Regions from separate parts of the Mus musculus genome. Here region 2 is linked to region 1. The links are chromatin contacts, found by Hi-C in ENCODE. All regions are on one chromosome and are shown on one strand. The core of a region is the stretch at or near the end of the contact, and the rest is flanking DNA. Distances in the headings are between cores, read along the strand shown. Region 1 has its middle 34 kb from the start of Fam120aos. Region 2 overlaps Phf2 (PHD finger protein 2).

Region 1 (3,520 bases), core at 259-2,758:
AATCTAGGACAGTTAAGGCTGTTACACAGAGAAACCCTGTCTCAAAAAATCCAAAAGAAAAAAGACAGACTGACAGACAGAAAGAGAGGAAGAGAAAAGGGACATATACAATTGTCTGTAATCCCCAGTGTGAGCCAGAGACAGGAGAATCCCAGAAACTTGGGTCACACATCAGGACAACAGAGACCTGCCCAGAGATAAAAGGTGAGGAGCAACACCCAAGTTGTCCTCTGATCTCCATATACCCACATTTACATCCACATTCACGGACATGAATGTACACACATACATACATACACATACACACACATGTACACACACAGACACACACACAGACACACACACACATGAGTACATGTATAATAAATAAGTAAATAAAATGGGTGTCCCCCGAGGAATAACATCCGAAATTGATCTCTGGTCTCTTCATGGATTGATACACACATAACACATATACACCTGCACACACACACACACACACACACACACACACACACACACATGTAGTGTCTGAGCCTGGTGATGTACACCTTTAACCTCAGCACTTGGGAGGCAGAGGCAGGTGGGTCTGTGAGTTTGAGGCCAGCCTGGTCTACAAAGATAATCTAGGACAGTTAATTCTCTGTGAATTGAGGACCAGCCTGGTTTATAAAGCAAGTTCCTGGATATCTGGGATTACATAGATAGAACTTGTCACAAAACACAGCATACATACATGTGATGGTTTCTATATGCTCTGCCCAGGCATTATTAAAGGTGTGTGGCCCTGTTGGAGTAGGTGTGTCACTGTGGGTGTGGGCTTTAAGACCCTCATCCTAGCTGCCTGGAAGTTAGTATTCTGCTGGCAGCCTTCAGAGGAAGATGTAGAACTCAGCTCTGCCTGCACCATGTCTCCCTGGATGCTGCCATGCTCCTGCCTTGATGATAATGGACTGAACCTCTGAACCTGTAAGCCAGCCCCAATTAAATGTCCTTGTAAGAGTTGCCTTGGTCATGGTGTCTATTCACATCAGTAAAACCCTAACTAAGATTTACATGCATACATAAAATAAAAAATAAAAGAACTTGTTTTGGAGAAGTACTCTCTCTGGACTCTAGTGCAATCTACAGAACTTGAGAAAATGTCCCTCAGCGTTGTGCTCAGCAGTGGCTGCACTGGACAGCATGTGACTGTCTTCTATGGGGACTATTAACAGGAAATGAAGATTCTGCCCAGCTCTTAGCTCCTGCTTACTGAGACAGAGTCCATGGTGTAGCCTCTGTTTCTACAGGTATGGAACATGTTTTATTTCTGAAGTCTCCCTGTAACTGATCAGCTAGGGACTTTTTATGCTATCCAAACAGGTATTATGGACAGGCAGGGAGAATTGCTTCCTTTGCCAGCAATCTTGGCCCTAAAGCGGGAGATACTAAAGCCCTTGGGCAGACTGTGTCTGAAGGCCTTGCTCAGCTTTGAAGTCTTGGCAGCTTCCCCAGAGGCTTCCAGGGAGAGGGCCTGCAGCACTGTCAGCTCCTCATAGCCCTGCCGTCCTGTTTCTGCTCCCTGTGGTTTTGGCCCTGGCCGTTCTCCATCTTCAGTGCTGCCTATTGCCATTACCCCAACAGACTCTGCCATTGTCACTGTTCCTCTGCTTAATTTCTGTCACTGTCATGTTTCTGGGTGCACTGTACCAACAATAAAAACTCAAAGTAAGGAAGAAAGAGAAGACCTCTCATAACTCCAGACACCAGCATATAAAAAAAAAAAAAAGACCACTCAACTGCCCCCAGATAGCAATGTGTATGTTTATCACCCTGTAATAGAGCTATGTAAAAATTATCTCACATCAGATACACACACGAAATCCCAAAACTTGGGAGGTAGAGGCAGGAGGGTTGTAAGTTTGAAGCCAGTCTGGGCTGCATAATGAAATTTTGTCTCAAACAAAAAGAATGATTTTTGAGTGGGGAGGGGGCACCGATACATGCATGTCTCCGTGGAGGCTACAGGGGTGTCATTCCCTCAGGCACCACTAAGACAGGATGTCTCATCGGTTTGGTGCATCATTGAGCTCCAGGGAGCACTGCTGAGGGGACAGGACCCAGACAGAAGCTCTTCATCTGTTGAACCTTCCTCAAAGCTGATTAACCCATTAGGACTCCAGTGACTGTGCAGAGGTTGGGAAGTTGCAGGTTCACAGCCAAATTACAGTTTATCTTGGGCTATCTCTGGCCCCCTAAACCACCATCCCTTAGTACTCCATGTCTCACCTAACTTCCTGTGACTAACAGATAAAACCCTTCAGAATGTATTAACTGGACAAAACCTCTTTCTACCAGCCAAAAAGTTAAGAGTGTCATCGACTAGCATCTGAAGCCTCTAGCTGCTCTGCTGTAATGTCTTCGCCAATATTTGTAAAAAGTGTCTTCATTTATAACATTCTTTGTTCTGTTGCTAAAACAAACAAACAAACAAAACCCAACTTTATTGAACCATTACCACATTGGAATAAGGAATTTGGGGTAGCCTGAACCTGCATTCCCTAGCCCTGGCCACTCATATTTAGCTTCAGAATAAACACTCTTTCCTTCCCTTTGAGGTGAGAGTTTTGGGTTTGCATTGACCCTACCGGACTCAGCATTCTCTGCATGGGCACTGAATCCCGACCCTTATGCTTACCGGGTGAGTATTTGACCAACTGAGCTCTAAATTGTTGTTATTATTTTCCTTTTCATAGTTTATCATTTCTTTTATTTGGGTTTGAGGTTACTTATTGGACCATGGGCAAATTATCAGACGCTACTCCACTGGAAGAAAAAAAATGTTCCCCCCTCCCCAAGCAGCATTAACTGACTAGCTCCTTACTAAGGGGGAGGCGGTGTGCGGGTCTCAGAAGGCCTTCTTTCATAAATGCTGGAGTGCTGATGGGCTCTGTTTTGTGCAGGTCTTGGGCATGTAACCACAGCTGCTGTGAGTTCATATGTGCAGTGACCATGGCATGACCAGATGACATCATTTCACAGAACTCCTCACCCTTCAGCTCTTACTTGCATCTTACAGGATTTCTCTTTGTAGGCCTGGCTGTCCTGGAACTCACTCTGTAGACCAGACTGGCCTTGCACTCACAGAGATGTTCCTGCCTCTGCCTCTTGAGTGCTAGGACCAAAGGCTTACATCACCACTGCCAGGCTAACTCTTACATTCTTCCCCAACCACTCTTCAGTGACGTCCCCGAGTTTTGAGGAGAGGGTGGACGCGGATGTTATGTTTAGGGTTAAACATTTAACAGTTACCTATACATTGCAGTTTGACTAGTTACACATTTTGGCACCAACACACTACCCATTGCAAAACTAAGCTTTGGTAACTAAGATCAAAGTAGCACTATTCTATAGGCATAAACATAAATATTTAGAAGGCATTTATACGTTTTACAAGCAGTGTCCACTTAGCAAAACAATATTGATAGGTTTCCCACTGTAGCCTATGTTGTCCCCAGCTATGGGCTTTTGACCAGTACCAGACATGGATTCCCTCCCA
Region 2 (3,520 bases), core at 592-3,091, 190 kb after region 1:
GGTATCCAGGATAGAACAAGGGAAACGCTGGAAAGTAAAGGGGTCTCAGGAGAAGAGGTACCATGGAGTACAGGGAGGAGACAGTGTGCCTCTAGACCATGACCACCTAAGTGGCTCATGTAGCAGGTGTCTCTGGTACTAGTAGTGTTTTCTTTTCTAGGCGGGGCTCATCTGAGTTAGAGTGAGTACCAGAAAAATCCCCAGAGGGAGCTCCCACAGGGTCAGGTCTTCATGGTCGGCTCTCTACCTGGGCGTTGTGCAGCCATTGGGATCCTGTGCCACTCCCCAACTCAGACTCTCCTGACAGGGCCTAGGTGTGGGTGTTTTTAAAGCTGTCCAGGTGGTTCTTGCCCAGACAGCTGGGAAGCCTAGGCTGGAGGAGGTGAGTGGGCTGGGCCAGCACAGGGCCCCGAGAAGTCAGAGCCGGATCCTGTCTGAGAGCCTGGTGGAGACTGTGGAGACCACCAGGAAGCTGCTCAAGACCCAACCCCTGGGTTCTTTACAGTCTAACAGCATCCAGGCCTCAGGCCTGTGGAATGATGATGAGCACTGCTCCCTAATCCCAGTTTGGGATGCTCTTTCTGGAAGGCAGGGCACCAGTGTACCCTGGGGGAGATGAGGGCGTGGGGCAGTAGACAGGGGCATTGCTAGGAAAGTGCAGAAAGGGCATGGCAGCCAGGACAGGACTTGGCAGAGGATTACAGATGGAGCCCTGTGGTCAGTCCTTCATGGAGGGACCCAGAGAGGGAAACCTGGCTAAGCTGAGGCATGGCTGTGCCTAACCAAGAGATGTGTAGATACAGATAGAGATTGTGTGTGTGTGTGTGTGTGTGTGTGTGTGTGTGTGTGTGTGTGTGTACAGGTGTACATGGTGAGGGTGCAGGGCTGAGTACAAGTGTACATGAGGGTATGTGCAGGTGTACACAGAGCTGTGGGTGCAGGCACAGCTGTAGATGAAGGTGTAGGCATAAGGGTATAGGTGTAGGTGAGGGTATAGGTGTAGGTATAGATGTGGTGTAGGTATAAATGGGGGTATAGGTATAGATAGGGGTGTAGGCGTGGATGGGTTGTAGGTGTAGATGAGGGTGTAGGTGCATGTGTAGATGGAGGTGTATGCACATGTAGATGTGGGGGTGTAAATACAGATGAGAGTGAGTACAGATGTAGGTGAGTGTGTGTGTGTGTGTGTGTGCAGGTAGAGGTGAGACCAGGGCACAGGTATAGGTGTGGGCTTGGTGAGCGTGTGGGTGTCGATGGAAGGTGTAGATGAGGGTCTGGATTCATACTTGGACGTGCATCACCTTGGAAGAGTGTGTCATGGGAGAGATGTGGGGACTCCTCGTTCTCAGTGTAGGACTGCGGAGAAGGAATGTTCCTTGCCAGGACTGAGGTCAGGCTATGGAAGAGCATAGAGAGCTGGCAGCTGGACCTCAGGCCAACTCAAAAGATGTGAGAACTGTTGCATTGTGGTGCAAGATTTTATCCCATCTGCCTTCTGGTGTGTGTCCTTATTCCACCCAAGGCCTCATTCCCTCCCTGGAGTGTGACTGGGTGTACAGAGGGGCCTGCCAGACCTTCTCCACTGTTAAGTTTCCAGCCCATATCATTCTGTTAGCCGCTGGCTGCCTGGGCCAGCGAGTATACAGCCAAGGGCTTTGGGCTGCAGTTACAGCACCTTGGACTGCAAACTGTGGGCTGTGGGCTCTAGTCTGTGGTCCAAGTGTCCTGGCTGTGAGCCAAGGGCCATGGCTGAATGCTTGTTGTTTCTCTCTGTCCCCAGCCAGCCCCCTGCCTCCCCCAGCACACAGGAAGCCATTCAGGGAATGCTCTCCATGGCCAATCTGCAGGCCTCTGACTCTTGCCTGCAGACCACATGGGGCACGGGGCAGGCCAAGGGTGGCTCACTGGCAGCCCATGGTGCCCGGAAGATTGGTGGTGGCAACAAAGGCACAGGCAAGCGCCTGCTGAAGAGGACTGCCAAGAACAGTGTGGATCTGGAGGACTACGAGGAGCAGGATCACCTGGATGCCTGCTTCAAGGACTCAGACTATGGTGAGTGTGGCTGCAGGGCAGGGCTGCTGCCTGTAGGGGGCAGCACTGACTAGGAACATGCCAAAGAGGCCCAGGAGCTACAGTCAGGACTGTAAAATCCATCTTGGGCTGGGGTGTGGTGGTTCACACTTTCAATTCCAGCACTCTGGAGGCACAGGCAAGGTGATTCTCTATTCTGCGCTCTGGGCCAGCCTGGTCCACGTAGTGAGTTCCAGGGCTATACAGTGAGACCTTATCTTAAACAAAACAAAATACAACAGTATCCTCTGGAAGCCTGTCATTTTGTGGCCTGGGTAACTACCACCATGCTCCATTTGAGAATATCTTTCTTATAAGGAAACTTTGTCCCCATCCACAGTTTGTCCTTCCCTAGCTTTGGCCACTTGTCACGTACTTCAGGTCTCCGTGGATCTATTTTGGACACACCATCTAAATGGATCGTATAATGTGACTTTTTGAGGGCCCGTGCATGCTGTGGCACATGACAGGATTTCCTTCCTTTCTCAGGCTTAGTAATATTCTTTCCTCTGTATAGGAAGTCCATGCATATGTCATTCCTGGGCTCCTGGGCTCTTGTGTTGGCTGCTGTAAACACGCATGCACAGATCCTCTAGGGACCTGCTCTCGTTCCTGGGCTGTGCTTCCGCTGGATCCTGCTGGGTCACAGGTGGATTTAGCTCTCCAAGGGCTGACCTGACAGATGTCCATGCAGCTGAACGTTTATCAGTGACAGAGCCTTGGGGGCGGGGGGGGGGGTGTCACTGCTCCCATCCTATCTGTAAGATGGAAAAACCAAGCCCCACGGATGATCCTGCGGTCATATGTGAGATCAGAAACCAACAAGGCTCTGGCCTTCTGTAACGGGTACAGGCACCATGCCTCCTTCCAGCAGGGCCTGCCTGACGCAGGTACCTGATTTCTCACACCCCATGTCAGGAGACATTCCAACTTGTGTCAAAGGTGCCAGTCTAGGCTCATAGTGCTTGGGGTTGACTCCGGTTTAGTCCAGGGCCTTCCTGATAGCCAGAGGTTTACTGCTGTCCACTGTGAAGGAGATATTCTGAGAGGGGGCTGTGTCCTGCCCAGGTTGAACAGATCTGCGCCCCTTGGTGAGTGTGCTCTGCTTAAATAGACAGCTGGAATCCTGTTTCCACTCTGTGGGGGTGTAAGGTGCCAGGTCCTGCTGCTACCCACAGAATCACCAGTCTTGGAGGTTTCTCAGTTGGCCTTGCCAATCAAGGGAAGCAAGACCCACAGTGTAGGAGTCGCTGGGGAGTCCTGAGCCCGGGAAGCTCCGTAGTGGCCATGCAGGCTGCTGGGCAGACACCTCCTCCCAGTCTGCTTGGGAGGGTCTTGGGACTTCAGATAGAGTGGAATCAGACTGGTCCCCTCAGTCTCTCACTCGCTGCTGCAGCAGCAGCCTCCAGAAGGACTGCATCTCACAGGCTCCTGAAGCTAGCCTGGGGTG

What was found. Hi-C counts contacts between places; a loop is a spot of excess contacts on that map.
Region 2: a loop to region 1 is called in a map of gastrocnemius, with 3 times the contacts of the local background. The contact joins two enhancer-like sites. A Hi-C loop is called at or near these places in 7 of 37 maps with a recorded cell type or tissue (Patski, adrenal gland, gastrocnemius and 1 more).

What each region holds. Positions count from the first base shown.
Region 1 is chr13:48,999,866-49,003,385 of GRCm38, reverse strand. No RefSeq gene overlaps it. Among named protein-coding and RNA genes, the nearest start is that of Fam120aos, 34 kb to the right of the region's middle. Within about 2 kb of position 1,508, at least 1 of the 3 ENCODE cell types and tissues checked has a DNase peak (open chromatin) inside an H3K27ac peak, as active enhancers do.
Region 2 is chr13:48,806,137-48,809,656 of GRCm38, reverse strand. It overlaps Phf2 (PHD finger protein 2), which reads left to right. Exons shown (of 22, transcript NM_011078.3): 18 at 1,781-2,052. Among named protein-coding and RNA genes, the nearest start is that of Phf2, 63 kb to the left of the region's middle. Within about 2 kb of position 1,841, at least 1 of the 3 ENCODE cell types and tissues checked has a DNase peak (open chromatin) inside an H3K27ac peak, as active enhancers do.